Regions from separate parts of the Mus musculus genome. Here regions 2 and 3 are each linked to region 1. The links are chromatin loops, found by intact Hi-C in ENCODE. Cell type or tissue: left cerebral cortex. All regions are shown on one strand.

The links. Hi-C counts contacts between places; a loop is a spot of excess contacts. Peaks named below come from ENCODE experiments on the same cell type or tissue, not always from the same donor. Only the 100,000 strongest peaks of a DNase experiment are listed, where the experiment ranks them.
Region 2: a loop joins it to region 1, with 2.7 times the contacts of the local background. A loop is called at or near these places in 5 of 42 quality-filtered maps.
Region 3: a loop joins it to region 1, with 10 times the contacts of the local background. A loop is called at or near these places in 29 of 42 quality-filtered maps.

Annotation. Positions count from the first base shown.
Region 1 is chr12:112,141,123-112,149,122 of GRCm38, reverse strand. It overlaps Kif26a (kinesin family member 26A), which reads right to left and starts at 2,915. Exons shown (of 16, transcript NM_001097621.1): 1 at 2,717-2,915; 2 at 2,167-2,409. The coding sequence starts at 2,758. In left cerebral cortex, CTCF peaks have their summits at 2,616 (motif pointing right), 3,762 (motif pointing left) and 5,835 (motif pointing left); DNase peaks (open chromatin) are centred at 3,150, 3,744, 4,472, 5,806 and 1 more place; H3K4me3 peaks cover 4,426 bases; H3K27ac peaks cover 1,089 bases.
Region 2 is chr12:112,326,747-112,334,746 of GRCm38, reverse strand. Gm29890 (a long non-coding RNA gene) reads left to right here. Exons shown (of 5, transcript XR_001780725.2): 3 at 2,160-2,317; 4 at 2,707-4,769; 5 at 5,369-6,938. Among named protein-coding and RNA genes, the nearest start is that of Gm29890, 9.5 kb to the left of the region's middle. In left cerebral cortex, a CTCF peak has its summit at 4,700; DNase peaks (open chromatin) are centred at 79, 1,217, 4,912 and 6,250; H3K27ac peaks cover 2,178 bases.
Region 3 is chr12:112,538,781-112,546,780 of GRCm38, reverse strand. No RefSeq gene overlaps it. Among named protein-coding and RNA genes, the nearest start is that of Gm40584, 7.1 kb to the right of the region's middle. In left cerebral cortex, CTCF peaks have their summits at 3,431 (motif pointing right) and 3,632 (motif pointing right); DNase peaks (open chromatin) are centred at 3,201, 3,646, 4,974, 5,620 and 1 more place; H3K27ac peaks cover 432 bases.

The sequences.
Region 1 (8,000 bases):
GCCATGAGTACCCAAAGGTCCAGAACGAGGGTGACCCTCAAGCCCACCTCAGAACCAGAGCTTCCCTACATGCATGCAAGGCAGGCAACAGGTGACTAGTGTCACAGAGGAGGAGACCAGCCAAGGGCTCTAAGAGACCCTGCCAGGAGGGTGTCTGCTAGGAGAAAGGTAGGCCAGAAGTTAATGGTGGTAAGTTTTTCACAGGCATAGAATGCTACCAGGCTGTCTCCTTGCCCCTACACCTCCTTCTTATGCTGAGATTAGACATGGGTCCCCAAGCCCAGGGCTCTAACCACCCGCCCAGGGTCCCAGCTTCAACCTCCATCCAGCAGCCCCCACAAAGATAAGCTGTGAGAATCAGGTAGACTTCCCTACAAGCTGTAAAGTGCTATCTTCACGGGAGAGTTCCTGCTCCCACAATGAATTAAGAGGTAGATCCCCTTGGAGGATCCTAGCTCTCCACCCTAAATTCTTAGCATTGCCTTGGCCTTGGAGAATAGAGCTACCAAAGACCACCCACAGTGATGATCACCGTGTCCCCCATCTGCCCTCCAGAGAGATCCCCCCTTACCTCAAAAGCAGACTCTGTGTGTGTGTGTGTGTGTGTGTGTGTGTGTGTGTGTGTGTACACAGTGGTCAATCAAGGGCTATGGTTGCAGTTCCCTGTGGCCCACACTGGCAACACCCCAGCAGTACCCGTGTGCCACAGGGCATTCGATTCTTTCCAGAGCAAAGCCTTCCTATCCTGAGCACAGCACCCCACAGGTTAGACAGCATTCCCAGGACAGACTGAAGCTTCCTCGTGAAACAAGACAAAACACATAGTAGATAAGATGCTCAAAGCCACACAAACCCTTGGCCAGGACCCTGGTTTGCCCACCACCAGGGCCAGGCAAGGTCAAGTAAGCCTTAACTGGTAGGGCGGAGGAGCAGCTTACGCCAAAAGCCACACACAGGAACGTGGAGAGGGGCAGCAGTGTGTGCAGGAGACCACAGACCTCCATTGACGGCCCCCAACCCCACCAGTTCACTACTATGACCGCAGCTTTTCCTTTACTAGGACTCCATCCAGTCGGCCAGGTCCTGGGCGGCAGCACAGTCAGAGGGGGAGGCAGCTCGGCTCCTAGATCAGCTTGCTTCCTGAAGGACCTCGGGAGAATATCCCAAGGACCCTCTCTGAGATCCTCAAGGCTTTCTAAGATCCAGGGCTCAGCAAAGGCCATTGGCAAAAGCCAAACAACACCCATGGTCAGCCATCCCATCCCATTCGGGTCCACAGATCTAGCTGGTCTGAGAGGCTGTTAACATCCCCGCCACAGACAAGCCAGGGGACCTGGAAAGGAGCCCAGCATAGACACACCTGACTGGCATCCACCATATCTGACCCAACCCAAAGGAAACCCAGGGTCTCCTCCTAACCACAGCACTCCTTAGAGGTACTGGGACAGGATGGGGACTACAGGCGCTTCCCAAGGACTGTTCACCAAGGCTGAAGGTTAGAAGCAGCTTCCTGTGGAGACCCCCCACACCCCTGCATTGCACACTTCCAGAGACCATTGTTCCCTGGAACAATACTCCAGTTCTTTACATGCCTGGCAAGACTGGCCGGAAAGCCCAGTAGACTCCTCTCCCACCAGCGCCTGCCTGCCATGCTGCAGCCTGGGAAACCCCGAGGCTCAAGAGTCATTACCCACACGGAAGGCCTGGGCCCCAGAGGCAGAGAGCCAGGGCAGGGCACAGGCCCATAACAGACACTGAGTAGGTATGGGACAATGATGCACGGCCCCCGGGTGCAGAAAGGGGCCCACTCTCTCACCTTTTATGCCCTCTCTATACAGGCATGCCAATGTCCAGATGCCCAAAGTGCCTCACCATGACAAGCCCTGCCCTGGGAGTGAGGTCCCGTCTTCCCCTTTTCTACCCCTCCCAAACACAGACTGATTCCAGCTGTGGGACATCTGTGGCTAGGAAAGAAATTTACCCAACCCCCTATGACACGCAGCAGGCCTCCTAGGGTGAGGTGCACCAACACACACTCTTGCAGACTATGGCACGGGGTGGGGGTGGGGGCACGATGAACTCGCCACGCTCCAAGCCCCAGCCCCAAAGATTCCCAAGTTCCAGCCCTTCCCTGTTTGAGATATGGCCTGAAGAGGGGTCACTTACCCGGAGAGGAGTCCCGGGCCCGCTGACCAACTTCCACGCCTGTCGTTTTAGCTCCACGAGCTTCGTGTGGCAGTGGCGGCACCACCCGCCCCCACCGGCCGAGTGGCTCTGCTCAGCGCTGGCCCCGGCGCCCTCCGGAGCAGGGCGGCTGCTGCATGGGTCTTGATCGAGCCCGGCGGGCAGCCTCTTGCGCGGGGATACCTCAAGTGGCGGGGTCTCTCGAGCCGGGCCGCACTCAGCCACCTGCGGGGGTTGGAGATGGGACAGTAAGCCCAAACCTTCGCGCGGCGCCACTGCGGGACTCCACGCGGCCGACTCCAGACCCAGTCGCTCACGCCCCTAAAGCCACGCTCGCACAAAAGTTAGGGCCCTGGATGCAACGCCAGGAGTCCCTGAAGAAGAAGCCCCAGCCCGACGCTCGGGGCCCCGTCCCGCTCCGCGCCCCACCCCTAGAGGGCGCTGTACACCCCGCTAGCATCATCGTTGTCCTGGGCTCTGAACCCGGTGCCCGTCGAGCCCAGCCGCCCGCTCCTAGCAGGGCCTTGCGTACCGCGGGCTGCACCGCACACAAGGAGGCGCCGCGGCCGACCATGGCACGGTCGCAGGAAGGGATACGTTGGCTCTCGGGGTACAGTGGCTACGTGATCCGGCCCAGGGGCACCCCCATGGCCAGGCCTGCTGCTCTGAAGTTGGCAGAGCAGGCGAGTGGCGGAGAGCACGCTGTGGACGCGACCGGCTTGCTCCGGGACAGGCTGGGCGGGGGCGGGCCAAAGCTTGTAGGGGGAGGGAAGGGGGCGGGACGCCAGAGCGCCGCCCCCATCCTGAGCAGAGCCAAGTGGGCGGGGGTCCCGCTCCTCCTTGCGGCCCCGCCTACTGCTAGGACCCCCAACCTGTTAGTTGAGTGTTGATGCGGGAGGGGCGGTGGGGGCTGCCGAGACACAAGTTACGCGCACGCATGCGCCTCTGTCTCTCCTGAGCGAGGATGGAGTGCGCCTCCTGGGAGGCACCCAACACTCTCATCACTTTGCGAGCGGGAAAACTGAAGCTTTTGCCCAAGATCGCACAGCACGAAAGCGGGTGGGGGTGGGGGGATGGGGGGTAATGAAAGGGGCTGGACCCGGGCCAACGGCTTCCCCAGAACACCCAGAGCACTTGAGTGTGTCTGGCCATGCTTTGGCGCCAACTGTCTCTCATGGATGAGGGTCGTGTTTCAAGAAGTGCAGTGAGGGGCTACGAACTGTCTCGAAGTGTCCTTGCAGCCGCGCCTGTGCCTTAAAATGGATTGCACACTGAGCCGCCTGCGAAGTGGGAGGAAGCGCTGCGGCTTGGCCCTGGGGGTGTGCCGGACCTGTTGTCTGCCGGCCTGGCAGATGGGGAGTTAGCTCCGGAATTAATTGCCTGTTTGTCTCCGACCCGGAGGTCTCCCTCCTTCCCCAGCGACCAGTTGTTGCTCTCGCCCAAGTCAGACCCCAAATGTCACCACCTTCTGAGGTCGCGGGGGACTCCGGCCCAAGCTCTGGATCAACCCGAAACCCCAGATAGGAGCCAGGCGGGATCTGCGGCGTGGCTCCCCGTGACACAAGCGCCACCTGCCGGCCGTAGTGAGCACAGGTTTCGAGGGCGCAGAGACAGGACACCACGCGTTCTGAGCGCAGAGCTTTCCGCTTGAGGCTGAGACTTAGGACAGCTGAGCCAGGGTGATTCAAGGAAAGACCCTGGTCGGACATCCCCAGAGCAGTCAGACCTTCGCACGGTATAAGGTCTGTCAAACGACCTCTCCTTTCCCCACCTGGACCCTGCTTACTTAGCCCTCCACTCCTACGCACTATTGGCCAAGAGTGGGATGAAGATCCGGTTTTCCAGGTCATCTACGACTTAAAAGAGTCTGTAAACACGACAGGAAGTCATGAATAAACTGGGAACGGGCTCCCCACTTTCTGCAACCCCCAAGCCTCCAGGCCCTTCTCAGCCTTGCGAAGGGAAGACAGGCAGGCGACGGCCCACCATGGGATCCGGGTAGCCTCAGGCACCACCCTCCTCAGTCCACCCCTGCAAGCACTACAAACAGCGTCACCCCGCCCGCCCCTCTACCGCACTGAAACAAACACCCGGGGCCCAGGAGGCTCATACATTGTTATCGACTTACACACACGCACACATACTCCTCACACGCACACCGAGAAGCATCACCCGGAACCCAGGGCCTGCGCTCATGATGGGCCACACCCGCAACTTCACTTCCCCGCACCAGCGCGGTTCTTCGGGAAGCATACTCTACGTTCGAGTTCCCAGAGGACACAAAAACACAGCTCCACAAGACCCCGGGATGCACCAAGCAACCAGAATGATCTCAGAACTCAGATCACCTCCCCCTAGGCTTTTTCCTCGCCCATCCCTGCAAGGTGAGATAACCGCGATCTCTGCGCTACGCTCTCCTCCGTGGAAGATCGCTGCTCAAGGCTCGGGTTCCAGCGTAGCCTCGACTAGAGAGGGAGAATCAAGCGGCATCAGCTCGGGAAAGTGCAGATACAGGTCTCCGCCCGGGACCTGCCGCGTTTTCGCGGTGCTGCGCAGCAAAGTCGCGGGACGGCGTCACCACTGCCAGCCCGGCCCCGCGAGCTCTCACCTTGCCTCGCCGCCGCAGGAGGTGACTGGTGAAACCCAGGATGATGTCTGAGTCCAGGCAGAGCGACCCCATCTCTAGCAGGCTTGGAACCTTTCGGGGCGCGCCGCGGGGCGGCTCGGGGGACCCCGGCAGCGCCATGGAGGAGTGGACCGTGGGCAGCGTCCTCGAGCGTCTCCCGCCGCCGCCGTAACCACCCCTCCCGCGCGCACCCTGGCCGCGCGCCCGCCGTCGCCGAGCCCCGCACGGCGCCCGCCGCCCACCAGGCCCCCAGTACTCGGCGGCCGGCGCCCCCCCAGCCCTGCGCTTGCTCCGCGCCGAGCGCCCGCGCTGACAGCCCCGCCCGCCCGCGCCGACAGCGCCCCCTCAGCCCGGGCGGCGAGCCGGACACGCGGACCCGAGTTGGGGAGAGGTGTGTAGAAGAGAATGGGGGACCAGGATCCCGCTAGGTCTGCACCTATCCGCCTTCCGCGTCCCAAGACACCAGGACTTTTTGCAGTGGGCACTGCCACCAGGAAGGGACACCGCAACCAAGTTGGGCTCCTGGAAACCTCTGCAGATAAGGGGCATCTTTCCAGCTTCACCCTATGCTGTCCTAGGCATCTTAGGGTCCGGTCTGAAGAAAAGAAAAAGACAGACAGACAGACAGACTTGGGGAGGCAGATAACCCGGTGCTCCCAACACTGCACGTGCTCCAAAGCACTTACCCCTGGGGCAGTGTTTAGGAACCCTCTCTCCCCAGGTTTGCAGCGAGGCTTTGCTTGGACACAAACTGGCACTCTAAAGCCTTGGGCATGGGGGGTAGCACGGGGTGAGATCACAAGGTCTGGGCGGAGGATCAGTCCGGGAGAGAAGGGGTTGCCTAAATAACCTAACCCCGCCCCCCAAGTCTTTAGAGGTAGAGGGTATCGGAGAAGGAGACATCTTTAGAGGCCAGGCTGGGCTGCTGAGACTCCCGATCCCCTCCACACTCCACTCTGGAGAACCTTGGAATCTCTTCATCTCTGCTCCTTCAGCGCTGGAGTCCCTTGCTTGACGCCCCCCTGTGGCAACTAGAGATCAGTGTCTCAGCCTGACAGGCCAGGGACCCTGTGGTTCTGCTTCCAACTCTAGTCTGCCGGGCTTCTAAACTGGAAAGGAACAAGAGGGGCCATGGACCCTTCTACTGCAGTGGCCATTCACAGTCTGGGACAGAGACCAAGACAAGCCATTAAAGGGAACGGAGCCCCTCCTCTCAGCTCCAGATCCGGAGCCTAGGCTCCAATAGGACATCAAGCTTCCTCTCAGAAAAACCACTCCTGTCTTCACCCGCCCCCCCATTCAGTCCCCTCCAAGCCCCTGAATCTCGGGAGGAGGCCATCCACCACCTCTGTGGATTGATTAAAGTCATTGTAAGGATTTTTTTTTTTTTAACGTTTCATTTACCAGGTCGAGGTCTGGGCAGAGCTGTCCCCAGGGAAATCTAGGCCAAGGGAACTAAACAGAAAAACCTCCTGCAATTGAGTGGAGCCTCCACAGGATTAATTGCCAGAGCCCAGCTTCCAATCAGGCCACACACAAGATATTTCAGGAAGGCTGCAGTGGTCATGTTCTCGCAATGAGCATGCGGGGCTCTGGACCTCACAACCTGCTGGTGGTGCCCCCTTCCCTGGGAGGCACTTTGACGTAATAGAGTCCAGCAACTCCACTCCCACCCTTCAGACCTTTAAGAGAAAAGGCACCTACTTGCAGCTGGCAACTGGTAGGCAGGCATCTAGACCAGCTCCCAGATGGGCACTAGGAAATGCAGTCCAGGCAGAGCATGTAACATGGCCAAATCCTAGAACCTCATATAGGAATAGGGGCTCTGTGGACAGCATAGCATTAGACAGTGTGGCTTCAGCTCTGCTCCTGGGGGAGACCAGGGAGTGGCCTTCGCTTTATTTAATGCTATTGTGTGGGGGGGGGGATCTGTTTAGTTTGTCATTGAGATTTGTTTGTTTTGAGGTTTTGGGGGTTCACTAGATAGCCCTGGCTGACCTGACGCTTTACCACGTAAACCAGGCTGGCCTTGAAATCAACTGAGATCTGCCTGCCTCTGCTTCCCAAGGGCCGAGGTTAAACACGTGCACCTCCATGCCCAGATAACTTTGTGGATTGTTTTGATCACTAGTTTGAGTAGTTGATAAAAATACTGGAAAAGAGTAGGTGGTCCAGACTGGTAGCATTTAAGGGGTCTGAGTCCATGAGCCCAGAATCTCATTCAGCAAGAAAAACCTCAGCCTTTTGAGAGTGATGGGACAGGGGAAGTCTGCCTCTCTCTCATTCCCAGAGCACTTTCGACCGTCCCTCAGTTCTGCATACCTGGCAGCTCACTGGGACAGAGGCATGTGTATGGACATGCGCCACCTACATAACAACCTTCGCTCCTTTTTCCTGACCATGATGCTAGAAAAGGTGCCTTTCGATCTCCGTTTCACAGATGAGGAAGCTGGACTCAGAGACAAAGCCTTTTGCTGGGTGGACGGAGTCTGGGATGTGAGCAACGAGTCTCGATGTCTCCTGATTCCTTTGTCCCCGGGGCCTGGTCTCTGGAGAGCAGCAGTGTGGTAAAGGGCTAACCTCTAACCTGAGTGTGTCCTGCAAAGGGGATGGAACAGAAACAAGTGGAGGGTGGTCAGCTCTGCGGTGGCCAGGGCCGGTAGGAAGACATGTCAGAAAGACCACTGTGGTCAGACCACCGCTGTGGTGTGGTATGCAGACCCCTGCTGGTCACTGGCCCCACCCCTCCTTCTCCACTCAATTATCCTACTCTTTCCACTAGGTGCTCAGACCCAGCCCTTGGGAAGGCAGCAGACACATGGCTTCAGCACCCTGGCCAGCGCCCACCTCCAAGAAGCAAGGGGTGCGTGAAGCAGTCTCTCTGCCTTTAGAATTTGCTCTGGATTAACTCACCCCAACTCACCTAACACTTGGACATTTCACCCATCTAGACCCCCCTGTCCCTACTGTCTTCTCCTTCCTAAGGCTACACGACCACAGACTGATGCCTTACACCTGTGTGTCCTAGCTACTGCCTCTCCAATATCCAACTGGAGGCCATGCATTCATTGTTCTGTCTCTGCGAACACAGCGGGAGAACATAGAGATGTCAGACGGGTCACACACACCCTTCTCTGCTTCCCATGGTTCCCACGGCCAGGCACCCCTCTCTGACAATGACTGACTCAGA
Region 2 (8,000 bases), 190 kb before region 1:
AAGAAATTGCTCAGGGCAGCGAGCTCTCTTGAAGAGCTGCCGGCTGACACCTCTCATTAGCGGCCTCCGAAGGGCTGAGGGCCACTTGGGCTGAGAGCCAGGTCTCAGCTGATCTTTGTCCTGCACAAAGGATGGAATAAAGGGGAGCTGGTGCTGGAACAGAGCAAAGCCGGCAGGACGCAGATGGCCAGGGCCTGGTAGGAGAAGACGCCCCAGAGACACAGCTTCCATTGGGGCTGTCCACACACACAGGGAAACCGAGTCTGGGGCAGGCCAGGGTGCAGTCACCAAATCATGATCCTCCTCCCCCAAGGCCAGGGCCTCCCCTACCTCCCAGGTATGGGCTGGATTAGAAGTCTGTCCACCAAGCATTTGCGTGTTGGCCCTGCGGGTGCCCAGTGCCCGTCTTGTGATCAGGCTGATGCTGACCCCAAGAGGTTAGCCACGGATCAGAGCATCCAGCAATTTAAAGAGAAATGACAGAAACCAGGCTCAGCCCAGTCATCCGGGCTCACAGACAAATATACAAATATGCGCAAATGTGCTCCTGTGATCACATACACACAAGTGTGCACGTGTGTAGCATGCGTACTTACAACTGCCAGGGGCACACTTAGGTGCATATGTACGTCTATGCTCACACATGTGCTTACCCACACACATGTGTGTGCACCAGGGACGGAATAGGCCAGGCTAAAGCACAGAGCACGAAGGAGGTTTAGGGGATGATCCAGAGACTCAAGTCTATGGTCTGAGGTCAGCGGTCAGTGAGCTCCTTGTTGCTCCCAGTCTGTGCACAGATGCCTAGAGAGGGCTGTGCTTGGTTGCAGGCTCTGCGGCCCTGCTGCTGAGGGCTAGGCTTCAGGGAGGGGTGGGGGTGGGGTGAAGGGTGGGTTTCTCTTCACAGCTGCAGCACCCCCACCCCCACCCCCCCACCCCGCTGCCCTTGGCTCCTCCTGGTTCTTCTCCAGGACAGGCTTTTTCACCAATGAGAGAGGAGGGGCTGGGCCAAGCTGCCATGAAAGACCCTTGGTGTGGAGGGACAGGAGGCTCCCAGCTCAGCAAAGGAAATATTGAAATTAAATCCTTTCCCAGGGTTGAGGGAACTTCCGTCCTAATTAAATAGAGGGGACTCCTGGGCCTGCTGTCAGAGCTGGCCTGCTCTGGGAGGGAGGAAGCAGATGCTGTCCTTGGGAGGGGAGAGGGAAGGGGTGGCGGCGGGCGGCTGTCCCCCTTTGATGATGATTCCAGGCACACACGCTCATCACGTCTAATTAAGGCCGGGCCTGTGCCTCCTGTCCTGAGGCACAAATCCATATTCAAGGGCTGGGTGGGGACCACAGGCAGGCCTATGTGGGCAGCTGTGAAAAGGAACTCCCCCTCCCAACGCACACACGCAGATGCACGCGCACACACATACATACATACACGCACACACCACGTATGCCTCTCCTACACCTGGCCCACTAGCTTGGATGTCTAGCACTGTCCCCCTCAGCCCTCTCTTCTGAGGAAGGCCCTGATCCTAGGGTGAAGGAGCAGGAGAGCCCAGTGCAGAACCCTAAGGACAAAAGGAGGCAAGAGCGAGCCTTGGCACTAAGTCCAGAGAAAGGCAGGATAAGCTAGAGAAAGGGTGTCTCTGATCATTGTGTGGCTGTAGAAATGAAGCAGACTCCTGAGCCCCGACCTGGCCACGGTGTCCAGGATCCCAAAAGCAAGACCCATCCTGAAAGCAAGGTGGGGCAGAGGACAACTCTGAACTTCTGAAAGAAACCATTATCACCCGGGATCTGTGCCTCTCCAGTTAGGCAAACCTCCTATAACCCAGTGTTGTTTGTCAGATGTAGGTAAACTTTCGTTTTTGAGAGCCTGTGCATGACTCTGCTGTAATTTAAACTGCGCTGCCCTCTCCTTGGTTGGTGGCAGCTCAGGTCTCCACATGACTTCCAGCTGCATTGAGCTGTGTGGAAACAGTGGATGAGTGTTCTCACAGACACACCATCTGGGACTACCTCTCTTCTAGCCTTCCCCTTCCTTCCTTCCTTCTTCCTCCCTCTTCCTTCCCCTTTCTTCCTCCCTCCCTCCCTCTCTTTCCCCCTCCCTCCCTCCCTTTCTTCCTTTGGTAGCTAAAGGACCTTAAGCTCTGTTCTCATTTCCAGTCGAGAAGACCGCACGGTTTTCATGAACATGGTTGCGTGCCGTCCTGCTTGATGCACCCCTGTGCTGTCCTCAGAACCTGCCAGCGTTAGGCTTCTCTCCAGGGCCACCAGTGAGTGCTGTCCCGCCTCTGCCCAGTGCTCTCAGTGTCTGTGGAAAGGTTTGTCTGACACGAGTTAACTTCAGGGGCTGGTTTTCATGGCTGTTCGTAGCTTACAATGGTCTTTATTCTGGGGCTAGTGTATCTTCCACCAGAGCTGTGCCTCTCTCTTCCAGTTGATCTCCCATGGTGTGCCTGAGGTATAGGCAGGCACAACACTGTGTCCCTCCAAAGTTAATTTGCTGAAGTCCTGACCTCCACAGGACAATCTGGAGACAGGGTCTCTGGGGTCAAATGAGGTCACAAGGGAAGCTCTAATTTGATAAGACTCTGCTCTCGCAGGCTTCCTCTCTCCCTTCCTGTCTCTCTCTCCTCTCATTCTTTCCTGTTCTCTCCTTTCCCTGACTACCCCCACCCTGTCCACTTCTCCCCGTCCCTTCCCACTGAAGACACAGAGAGAAGACAGCCAGAAAGAGGACCCTCACAAGAACTCGGGCGTGCTGACAGCTGAAGCTTTGCCTTCCAGGCTCCAAACGGCAAGAGACCCATTTCTACTGTGCGAGCCATGCAGCCTTTCCCTTCCTCCTTGGCCTCTGCGTGACCCCCTGGAGTTTCACCTCATGCCTGTACAAGTTAATTAGCAGTAGACACCAGGGCACCCTGGAAGGACATCAGAAATTGCTCCTGGAGTCTCTTTTTGGTGCCTTAACACAAAATTCTGGACACCTCACTGCCACCCTCAGCCAAGCCTCTCCATCCTGATGCACACTCTGGAGAGCGCCTCCCCCGGAAGACTTCACAGGGCCTGTCTCTCTTGTCTCCTTGCCTCCCCCCACCCCCCAATCAGGAATCACAGCCCCGAGTCTGCTGTCCACCATCCATAAGGTCTGTGTCTTCTACCAAGGCGTGTGGCTCTTCAGAACAAAGGAAAGTCCACTCTGGTTCTCTCACAGTCAAGACAACTGTCAAGGCCACATGCCTGTGAGCTTAGTGTTCTGGGGGCTGAATCAGGAGGATTACAAGTTCAAGGCCAACCTGGGCAGTTCAGTGAGACCCTGTCATAAGATACCCTGTCAAACGTAATAAGAGAAGAGAGAGGAGGCCGTAGTCCAGCAGCAGGGCGTGTGCCTAGCGTGCTCACAGCCCCGGATCCTCTCTCTACCCCCCGAAAAGTGAAACAAAAGCACACAGCTGTTTCATTTATGCTCACGCGCACATCAGCTAAACGCTGCACCAAGGGACAACACATCCGCACAGATGCACACCCCGGAAGTAGGGCTGGCTTTACACAGACAAGAACAGCTGCCGTCAGAGCGCAGGACAAACGCGAGCATCCCCAGCACCCCAGAAGCCCAGTGCACAGGGCGACCAGCTCAGCCTGGCTTGGGTTGTTCTGTATCAGGGCATTCAAGGCAGTCTGTCCTTTGACCCTGGCTCCTTCAGGTCTTTCTGTGCTTTTTAACATGCACCGAATGCTACATACAGCAGCGGCCGTCTTACTCGAGGAGAGCCAATGTCCACACTGAGTACCTCTGGCTTGCAGCTACTGAAGGCCGCTCTAACATCTATGAACCTGATGTGTGGTGTTTTGTGAGGAGGAGACCCAGCGGTGGGAGCACAGAGCAGTCTCTGCTCAGCTTGAGCAAACAAGGTACCACCTCACAAAGGATGTGGCATGGGACACACATGTCTCTGCTGCCAGGTCACATTTTCTCTCCTTTTTCTCTGGCCACTCCCTGCAGAGGTCAGGTCACAAGGTGATCACAACTGGAGTCCTCCTGACAACCAACAACGTTAACCCTTTCTCCACCCGTGGGGTGCTGGGGTGCCTAATTTGCTGAAGTTACAGCTTCCATATTTTTGCCTGTTTTGGATTGATTTGCATCACCTCTGTTTTTTAAGAAAAGGCTGCGTTTGGGGTTTCTCATTCTGAGCATGTGTCTTTTGTCAGGCAGGAGTGTTGTGAGCCCGGTCCTTCTGTTTTGGTTTGGTTTGGTTTGGTTTGTTTTTTTGTTTTTGTTTTTTTTGGCCTCACTGTGCCTCTGGGCTAGCATCCCTTTGATCAGCACTCCCATTTGGACAGCACCACCGAATCAGTTTCAGTTCAGTTTCCCCCAGCCCGCTCCATTTTGAGCCATCTCCGCATCAGGATGATCCTGAGCTACGGCCCTGCACCACGAGCTCTTCCTACCCTTTGTTTCAGCCCCATCTTGACAGGCAGGCCTTTCCTCCCCTGTCTACATCATTGATAAGAGTATCAGACAATGCAGGACTGATGTCAGTCCCCCGTGGCGCTGCAGACCTCCCCGCAGGGTTACACGGGGCCATTAGCTGACGCCTTTGTCTATAATTATATACAACAGGCAACATTCACTTAGCAGATCATCTGGGATGCGTTTCCCATTTCATCCTCAAGAACCACACGGCAGACTCTGCCAATGCCTGCTGAAGTCACCGCAATCACCGGTCCCTCTTCTACAGGCTAAGGACCGTGACAAGGAGAGACAAGGAGGTTAGTCTCGCACGATCAGCTCTCAGAAGCCAGCATCCATCGTCGGGGAAGGGAGGCCTGCGGGGCTTGCCAGCACTGTATTCTCTCTGCTCTAGGATGAGATGTGTGCTAAAAGCTGATATTTTAAGAAATCGGCAGGGGCCCTTCAAACCAGAGCAGGGTTCTCTGACTGAGCTGAGGCAGGTTGCCTAGCAACCAACTCTCATTACGTCATTGCTAGACAGATTCTGAGGACTCCGGCCCCCAGAAATATGAGTACCTGAGGGAGAGGGGAGGCCACACAAGTAGAGATGGCAGGAGGGCCACTAAGGACTGGCCTGGGAAGACCTGGGAGGCTTCCTGGAGGAGGTGATACTATTAGTGTCCATGCAGATGGTGTTTGGGACTTGGGATGAGACCTGAAGTATTGGTGGCTTTTCTGGTTCCTGTGATAAAATACATGACAAACACAACTTACATCAGGAAGTGTTTCTTTTTTCTTGTATTTGGAGGGAGTAGTCCATTATTGTGGAGAAGGCGTGGCAGGCACAGCGTGAGAGAGTTGAGCACAAAGGTCTGAGGGAAGCAGAGAGAGATGACGTCTTCCTTTGTACCCACAGGATCCCAGCCGGATGGTGCTGCTTCCCTTCAGAGTGGCTCCTCCCTCCTCAGCTAAGTCCCTCGGGAAATGCCCTCACAGAGCACACACGTGCCTCTAGGTAATCCCAAGTGCAGTCAAGTTGTTGCTAAAGTGAACCATATCCCCTGGACCCTCCTTTGCAGTGCCTCAGAGACAGAGGGGCTCACTGCCTCTCAGCCACAGCCTGGAGGTTCCCAGAACCTATGACATCAGACAGCAGCCCTAGGGCCTCAGCTCTGGAGTCCCACACACCATCACAAGTGCTGGGGTACTGACTAGGTGCCTAGCTCTAAGAGATTCATGTGTCCTGTGCAACGGTCTCACAACGGCACACATTTATCAGAACAGAGCAGGAGCCTCTCTGCTGTAGATACCTGGTATCTCACAAGCCCCTCCATCTCCTTAGAAGCCAGGATCCCACCATGTCCCTGTGGTCACCATCTTGACATTGCTTGTCACCTTCAAGCATAGCCACCATTTATGGCTTTGCCCAGGCTCTGGCACAAAGGATGCTCAGCTCTGCATTGCCCCACACTGCACCCTCTTAGCTGGCACAGCTTCAGTCCCAGGTCCTGTATTTTCCAGCCCTACAGGGCTCCTCTGGCTTCTGTGTCCCCGTCTACTGGATGGATAGGATCATTGCTGTCTAGCCTTGGCTGCCTCATGCCTCCGCTTCTAGACACCCCTAGGGGACATTGGCCACACAGGTCTGTAACCAGCAAACCCTCCTGGCCAGTCTAAGCCAAAGCCACATCCCCTCTCTCCCACTGAGTCCTCTCCAAGGCAGACACCCTGGCTCTATTGCATACTCAGGAAAGCAATTTCTTCTCTACCAGCCTTTGCATATCAGGTAGGAGGATCTGAGTCACTGTCCCCAATCAGTCCGTGGGTCTGGAGCCTGAGGCGGCAACAGAAAGGTGTGACAGGACAAGGACCCTGAAATAGGGATAGTCCTAGATGTGGTCATAGTGTCCCAGGAAAGAGGCAGGAGGGTCAGAGTCCAGAGGACACAGGAAGGAGCTATCAGAGGACAGACCTGTGGTGCTGGCTTTGAAAATGGGGAAGATGCCAGAGTGTAGGCACCTCCAGGAGCAGAAAATACCAACCGGGAAGACCTGAGGCCTAGTCAGGGTCACTGCCTTGGAGCCTTTTGAGATGGGGTGATTTTAGGTTAGAGTAGAGTGTACCTCCATACTGACCTTTATGGGACCCTCTTGGGAGTCTGAGGATTTTGTCTTAGAGACATCTATCTAGCAGTCCCTTGAAAAAACAGTGTCTCTGCTTGAGAACACAGAAGACACCTGTACCCAAAGGGCTGTGTTGAGAATCTTAGACAGTGACCAGGAGGAGGGGGATACCCAAAAGCCCTGCCCATCCTCTTCCCATCCCTCCTGCCCTTGAGCAGTTGGAGATGCCCCCTGGGTATCCCCTCATCCCTGCATTCCAGAGAGGGGCCAAGTCAGACTCAGATGTGGCTTCACTGCCTGATGCCGCTGGTTCCACGGGAAGGCTTAATTGACGCAGCAAAACAAACATTTGCTTTGGTGATCCACGCTGAGTTAGATGCAAGGTATTGTTTTAATTAAGCCTTGTGACTGATGAATCTCAATAAAGCAGCTGTTGTGCAGTATTCAGGTATATAAATAAAAATAACACCGGGCGGGTGGCTGGGGGCGGGCTTCGCACAAGCTGTGTGTCATCGTGAGGGAGCCTATGTGGGCTGCCAGGACCCGGACACGCTGACCTTGGGGAAGGCACCCAGCACTCAACAGGAAGGACTTTCAGGATTGGGCCTGGAGGTGGACCAGGAACACTTGGCAAGTTTAGACCTTGGGTGGTCATGGAGGAAAGGCCACCAAGACTCCCCTGGGAGGAGAATGGGTTGGTGGCCTGATGAACCAGACACCACATGCCCTTGGGCCATTACTAGGAGAGCACAAAGAAGCCCCTAGCTGGGAGCTTATGCTCTAACCTCTGCAGTCCTGAAACTGCTCCATCAGACACCATCTTGGGAAACCAGGATGAGGGGTGGGAGGTAATAGGAGATAGCTCCAGCAGTCCTCGGCTCAGCCTCGAGTGCCCCTCTCCTACACGATCCCACCCAGTGGAGTTGGGATTAGAGGCTTGGATATCTTCCATTTCCCTCCACTTGTGTGATCCCTGGATTCTGTGGGGCTCGGGTCCCTGCCATTCAAGGACACTGTCTACGTCACCCGCACAGCTTCTCTCTGTGCACTTTAACCATCTCCAGATATCTTGCACTACCTAACTACATCATGTTCAGTGTGAAGAGCAGGAAAACCACACAGTAGGGCTCCAGTGGCCATATTAGTCTGTGAGGAAGGTAGGACAGAGCTCTGTGAGATTCTTCACTCCCTAAAACAGCCAGCATGGCCCAGTGGAGGGATCACCCACAGGGAATGTGGTCTCTGGAATCCTAGTCTCCTACACCTACCCCTCCCTCGGCTTTCACACCGTGTGCTTTTCTGAGGAGAGCCCTCGGGTTCCTGGTGATTTCCTCTCTTTCTCCATCTGGGACTTCATCCCAGCTCTACCCCTCCCCAGAGCAGCTTGACGGGTCTCCATCAATTAACTCCACCGTTAACAGAGCG
Region 3 (8,000 bases), 400 kb before region 1:
TCCCTTTATGTTCTGCCTCTCCACAGGCATAAAAACAGTGGAGCCAATGAGAGACTTTCTGAAAAAGATGGACAGATCCTGAGAAATGACACCAAGGTTGTTTTCTGGCTGCCACCCTTTTGAACACACACATGCACAAATACACATATACATGTACACATAACACATACATACATACATACATACACACACATGTACATGCACACATTCATGCACATTCACTCACACACATGCACACATACACGCACATGTATATACCCATGAACACACACACACAAAAATATATACACACACACACTCACCCCCCATATACACACATGCACTCAAACATGTACACACACACATACACACATGTACCCACATAACCCACACATATGCACACATGCACTCACACACACGCACACACACACACGTACCCACATACTCTCACAGCTGCACCCACACACATCCACACCCACACATGCATTCATATACATGCACACATACACACACGAATACATACACACATGCACACATATATACATGCATGCAACTGCACATGCATATGCACACACATGCACATATATTCACGCTCATGTACTCACACGCACATGCACTCACACACGTGCATTCACACACTTGCACATACATGCACACACACACGTCTGTGGGTATTCCCGGATTTATTGTACCATGCTCAGAGTACCATTGTAGCATGGGCCACCTCCCCTTCTAAGAATCTGCTCAGATTTACTCAAGGTTCCGGTGATGCTCTTTTGTGTGTTTGTTTAGTCTTTGAAAGGGACGCTGCTTTCTTCAAGGCCTGCATATCTGTTAATTTATGTGGCTAATTGTTCTATTAATTCCCCTTTCCTTTACTCATGGTTTTGATCTGGCAATTACTGATGAGGTATGTTGAAGTCTCCCACTGTGACTGTGGTTTAGAGAATTTCTCCCCGTGTGTCTAGCAGCTTTTCTCCATATGCTCTGGAGCAAAAGGTTAATAACTGTGATGTGGTCTCAGTGGATGTGTCTGTCTCACCCTGTCGGGGGCTCGGCCGAGGTCTCTGCTAAGCCTTGCATCTAATTTCTGAATTCAATTTCCTCCAAGATTGTGTGGAGTTTTGCTCCTTAAGGATTTTGGACAGCAAAAGCAACTGCCTGGCTTCTTAAGCCAGTGAAACGAAATTTGAAAAACAGAAAGCAACAAGGCCAGCAACATCCACATGAGGTCACCCTGGGGCCCGCACCACTCTTCTGCTCCAAGGCCAGCTGTCCCCTGAACCCCCCAGAGGCTCAGGCCTCCTCAGTACTCATCAGAACTTCCTGGGCTCCACCCCCAATCCTAGGAGGCCTGAGGCTTTTGATGCGACTCCATAGTTGGCTGCTGCTCCCACGAGCCAATGCTGGGTGGTCATGGGCACCCTGGGAGTCGCCTGCTTTGGGCTGGCCTTGAGGCGTCCCACAGATCAGGTGCTACTTGCTATTTAAAGAGAGCAGAGCAAACCATGTTCCTCTCCACGGGGGCTGCACCGAGTCATCTGAAAGCCAGACTGAGCTACAAAGGCTCAGAGGAGGGACAGCCACCCACTTGCCTGTTGGAGCTGGGACTTTGTTCTCCCTGTCTTCAGCTTGGGCCAACAGTGTTGGCTCTCCCGGCTCAGACACTGTGGATCTGATTGTTTCTGTTTCCCCAGAGAACACGACTTGACCCCTGCTCTGACCCCGGCTGCTACATACTCTAGAGCAAAAGACTCCGGTTATTTTGTGCTCTGAGCTGCCTTCCTCTCAGCACACCCTCCTTCTCTAGGGGTGGGGGCAGGGCAGGTGGTTGTGTGCATCACAATGTCTGTGTCTGTGTCTGTGTGTCTGTCTGTGAGGCCTTATTGCTGAATGAGAAGGGCACAGGTATCTGAAGCCCACACAACAGGGCACTTCTAAAGGAATAGAAGATATTTTACGTTCCATCGCTACCTCCCTACCCCAACCAAAAATCTCACCTTGTTCGATATCCATATTAAGTAGACAGCAATATTCCTTCGCGTCTGGCAGAACACCTTGTCTGGGGCCCTGGCTGCACTGTCGGTCAATCTTCCCTACAGACATCAAGAGCCACTGGAGGGAAGGTGAAGGGGTCCCACACTGCACCCTTTCCACCCTATCTGTCATGGGGTGGGGACTGGAACCTTCCCAGGGGCTGGGAGCAGATAAATAAAGTGAGGGGCCTTCCCCTATGCACGAGCCTCCTGCACCCAGAACTGTTGTCGATTTCCCACAAAGGTGAGAGACTGTCTTCAGCTTAGTAAGTAACAAGACACCATTAAACAGGAAAACTAGCCACTGTCAGAAATCAGTACCGGAGCCTCCCTTCCTATGGGGATCAGGTCTCTTCCTTGCTCCACAGGCCTCTAGAACAAGGTCTTCCTGGTCTAGCCCAGAGCACAAGGCCATCCTAGTCTGGCCCTTTCCGGCCTCAGTTCGAAGTACTTATCCTTTGGTCTTTGCCTTTGACATTGGAATTCTGTATGGGTGACCTGCCACCAGGCCATCATCCAATTAGGATGTCGTTTTCTGGAATGTTCACCAAGCCCTACCCATTAGTGTTGCTTTCTGTCCCCTTGAGGACTGAAGTTCATGGCCCCACCCACCCATGGCCCCACCCACACCCATGACCCCACCTACTACATGGTCCCCCCACATAGTCCCACCCACATCCATGCCCCCACCCACCCCTTGGCCCCACCCACACGTAGCCCCATCCACACCCACGGAGGGATAGTTACGCCCAGCTCAGGGCTGACATTTTAAACGAATGAGTGCGCTGGATCTGATGTCTGGTTCACAAAGCCGTTCTCAGGACAGTTGAAGCCTAGGTCCCCTTCTTTCCCAGAAACTACTACCAGCTCTGTGGCTAGTCTCACTGCCGGCTCTATTACTTCTCCAGAAACTGCCTAGGCCAATGCAGGGCTCCACTGGGCTCCCTGGGGCTTGAACTGCCTGGAATTCCACTGGCGGGATTTTTGTGAAGAATGTCACTGGAAGCAGACAGGGGTAGGGTGAGGGGTCACGTTAGCTGGTGGTAGCTAGTTCAGTAGGAAGCTGATCTAGTCCTGACCCCTTTTGGAGACCAACAGGGACGCAGAAGAGCCTGTGAGGTGGGTTGCTTTACATGAGGTGAGGGACCCTGGGGCCCATGGAGACTAAGGCTGGAGGTGCCTGTCCCTATGGTCAACCTGAGTCCATTGAACCTGCTGCACCACCTGGCCTGGTGGACCACAGTCATCCGGAATGAGGAGGGCACCTCAGAAATGACACTACTGAAGGGTGGTTCAAAGGGTTTCATGGGAGATCAGATCTGGTTGGCTGAGGCCATCTTTGGTTCGCAAGGAACAGGAAAGACAAGGCCAACACATGTCATCTCATGAATGGAACAGCCCCACTGATGTGACAGCATCTAAACTGGCAGATATAACTGGAACTGCAGAGGGCAGAATGTTGGGCTCTGTTCCCAACTCAGCTGACCAATTCATGTAACCCAGACCAGGAGGGAAACCAGGCCAGGGTAGTGAATATTTGTGAACCTAATGCAGAGATTTGCAAACCCGGGCCTGGTCTCCTAACCGACATCTTTCTACCTGGGAGCACACTAGCCACAAGGGGGCGCTCGAGCTCCACCAGTGCTCATGGCTGGCTCGGCCCTTTCAGTGATTCAGGGATTCCGTTTCTGAAGCCAGGCTGTGGCTCCAGAAGGCCCAGCAGACCCGGGAAGTCTTCCTGGGACTGAGGGCGTGGAGAATGGGTGACTGAGACTGGCTGGACCCTGCGACACCTCCGGTCGTGGAAATGGCTGTGTTATGCTAGAATAAGGGCCAAAGGGCAAGGGTGAGCCGAATGGGGACAGGGCGACACGAAGACTTCCCCAGTCTGGTGACTTCTCTCCCCGAAGCCTGTAGGCCTCCCCTCAGGAGCCAGGGAGCAAGGAGTGGGACCCATCTCAGGGACGGCTGAATAATGCATGGTACACAAACCGAGGCATCAACACTAAGTGAGGGGGAAGGGAAGGGAAACCCAGTCTGTGTTAATATTTATTAAACCCACAGCCCGTCATTCAAGAGCCTCATAAATATTAATTCCTAGTTAAACATTTATATGAACGAGATTGCTTCTCCTCCCCCTCAAAGAACCTGTTTGAAGCTGGTGGTTATGGTGGCCTTGGGGGAAGAGGGGGTCTCCAGGGAACGCTTGGGCTAAAACAAGTCTGCTGGCCTTCTCACGACTTTGCAGCCTCTGGCCCCAACCAGCGCCTGCTTTAGTCAGAACCTGTCTGTTTTCCACACCCAAGTGCCCTAATGGCTCCAGCTGACCTTCAGGTACCTGCCAAGACCTCCTGGTGAAGGCCCTCGTCTCAGGCTACAAAACCAGTATTTCTAACAATTAGCTCCTGCTTCTGTCCATCATGTACATGTAGCAAGGTTTAGTTGGCAGGGGATGGTGGGAATCTGGGAGAAGGGATCAGACGTGGTGCCAATGCCTGGACTCCTGGCAGCTTGTTCTCCAGCAGGCTGGGTGCCGGTCTCTGGGGTCAGAGCATCTTCAGGCTGTATTCCTGGCTGTCCCAGTCCCAGGGCCAGCAGTGTCTTTGTTCTGCTCACTTTGACTATTGCTGTGGCGGAGTGGTGACTGGGGGTCGCTAGGCCCCGATCTCTGTCATCACATGAATAGAACATGTCTGCCCCACGTTCCCCACCCCAGCCCTCTCACATTTTGTTAAAGCTCACTCAGCTGTAATCCAGCCGTAGCCAACTTGTAACATGGTATAGCATGGGGATCCAACTTCATTTTGTTCCACATCACAAGCTGCTTACCCGGCGACTGTGTCCCCCCTGATGTGCAGGGTCCCCTCTGACCTACATGAGCTCTCATGTGCCTGTTCAGAGTCAGTGTGCTCCTTGGTGGCACCTTGCCTGCTTTCTGTCATTTTATTTTTAGTTGCCATGGCTATGCAGCCTGTCTCCATCCTGGCAGAGCGTGCCCTTCCCCTGCCTTCTTTCCAATCAGCTTCCCCATTCAAGGGCTTTTTATTCTTCCTTGCAGGCTGAGAATAGGGTTGTCGAGTTTCCGAAAAGAGCCTTCAGGAACTGTGATTTGAATGACATTAACAGAGAGACTAATTTGGGGACAATTGTTGGCGGTGCTATCCAGAGCCCCCCCCCACTCCCCCACCCCCATGTCTGACCACTGCACCTTCTCCTTTTAGTTGCTCAGCTGAGTCCTTTCACAGGGCCTAGCCATTCTCTGGTAGCTTAATTCTCAGCTACTTAATTGCTTCAGCTGTTGTCGTGAACAGGCCTTATTTGCTGGCTGGGTCCTGCGGTGTGCAGGAATATTATTGATCTTTGTGGCTTTATCTTGTAGCTGTAGCCCGTTCCAGCAGTCTGCTGATCCGGTTACATTTCCTACCCAGGTGCCTTGTTATCCACAAGTCCTGGCAGCTTTATCTCTTCCTTTCCTGATCTTAAACCTCTTGTTACTTTTCTGTGACTTGCAGTGTTGCTCGGGACTTTCGGGCAGTGAGGCGATAAGGGATGCCTTTGTGTGACTTCTGGTCATGCAGAGATTGGAGCTGGGAGGTCTCTCGTGTCTGACATTTCCGGAGGGTTTGGAAGATGGGTCCCACCAGGGGAAAGAGAAGCCTTTCATTGCAGCAGCCTTCCGGGAGTTTGAGAAGTTCTGAATAGGCATTGAGGTTTACAGATCCCTTCCTGTGTCCACTGTGTCCACTGTGTCCACTGAGATACTCTCTGTGGCCACTCCCCCCAGCTCTGGGCATCTCTCACTCCTCTCTGATGGGCCCATTGCTATTACTCTTTAGCCACTTTGTTCAATGCTGTTGATTGGAAGGTGGCCTGTTGTTTTATGCACCTCTAAGAAAGAAAAAACACCGCCTATAAAACCCTGACGTGACTCTTGATCATACAGAAGCCCCACTTTATATTCAGCAAAGAACTGCTTTGGACTTATTTAATCATAGGTTTTTATCATAGCTCACGCTACACATACATAAAGAGGAAAATAAAAACAGGTTAAAGTGGGGCAACGGTGTCTGAACATGCAGAACCGCGATCCTCGGAAGTGGGTTCCAACTGGTGCTCCCAGGGCCCTTGCTTTTTCAGTAGACTCAGACCTAGTGCCACAGGAGAACACGCAGATTGCAGCGTTCACAAATAGATGAATCCCGTCTCTCAGGCTCCGTGCAGAGCTGCTGGCATCAGTCTGAAGGCACTGAAATTTCCTGATCTGACTGGAATCTTCCAGAAGGCTTATAGACAACTCCGGCGAAACACTTTCTCCAAATGGCACTTGGTGCCATGTCAGTAGGCCCTGGCTGTTTAGGCCCCTGGAGGTGCTGGGTCTGCTCGCAGCACGATCACACAGGCTGCTGCCTGAACCCTCAGGCTGGGGGCCCATCTGTGCATGCAAGTTGTAGGGACATGATTGCTTCCAGACCTGATGTCACCATGCACTGCGATGGAGCACATGGCTGAGGTGACCTGGTCCCACAGTCATGGCAATGAAATGGGTAAACTGAGGCAGGGCTCATGAGATCAGTGGAATGGCAACGGAGATGTTAATACTCCATGGGCAGGAGGAGAGGGGAGAGTAGCCATTGGCTAGACCACTTCCTCCTCCTTCCTTCCAGGTTGTGTGTGTGTGTGTGTGTGTGTGTGTGTGTGTGTGTGTGTGTGTGTATGAAAGCTGGAAGGTTACCTGACGGTGGGAGGCTAGGGATGCAGGTTTCACGCGTTGTCACCCATGCTTCGGGGGTTTTCAGTGAAGCTGCTGCCCCTCCATGTTCATCCATGCTCCCATAAAGAATCCCTTACCCAGGTTCCTGTACATTAACACCAATAAACTTGTTGGTTCACCAAGATGAGCTTAGATGGATCTGCTCCTTTAAAAATTTTTAATTAAATGAACTAATTTGGATGGGTACATTTCTTTAGGCTCTTTGTGAGGTTAGACTTTTTTTTTTTTTTTTTTTTTTTTTTTTTGTCACCGGGAGCTGTAATGCAAGAAGTTGTCATTCTGATGGAGATCTGAAAGAACAAAAGTTGACTCTAGGAGGAGCCGGGCGTGTTCTTCTTTAAGCAATAGCTTGTGTAGCCGAGGATGTCTGAAGGGCTGCCTTTGGGGGCCAGGCTCAGCACCACCATCTTTCCCCATGTGTTATGGAATGGCAAGCCTTTTGGCTGTAGTAGAAGTTGTGTGCCCCGCTTCCGTGGGTGTGAAGACACGCAACTGAGGCTGCAGTGTGTGTCCAAAGGAGAAATTACAACAGGAGACAGGCATGTTGGTGTGATCTTCCACTTTACCTTCTGATTTGGCAGGGAAAGCCGGGGAGAAGAAGGATGAAGTAAGTGGAGGGGCTACCTTGACATTCCTCAAAGCTGGACACGTGCAAGGGAAAGAGAATATACATTTGACCTGTGCAGAAGAGCCCCTTCTGGGATTTGAACCTCAGAACTCATGGAGAGAATCAACAATGAGGAGGGAGAGGAAGGCAGTTTGAGATGTGGTGTGCAACACTCATTTCTCCAGGTCATAGGCCTGTGTTCGCAGAAGAGGTAAGAGGATTCGTTCAAAAGGGACCCCAAGAGTTGTGTGGGGGCATTTGCGGTATTGCCGAAGTCCATGGTGAGATGAAAGGAGAGGAAAATGGAGAAAAGATTTTGTTTGTGTCACTACTAAGCAAAGGTGACAAGATCTGTGTAGAGCCAGACTGTCTAGGGAGAAGACTGACAGAGGGCCAGGTGTGTGCCTGTGACACTCAGGATGGTTTAAAGCTTGAGTTACACTCCACGAAAGTTATAGAAGGCAAAACCCAAACCAAACAAAACTTGTTCCTCTCCTCTGCAATGCCTGCTGGGAGTAGGGAGCTGTCCTTAGTGAGTCCTTGTCAAGTGGCCAAGGTTGCAGCTGAGGACTAGCTGGGCATCTAGAGAGCACGCAGGAGTACAGAT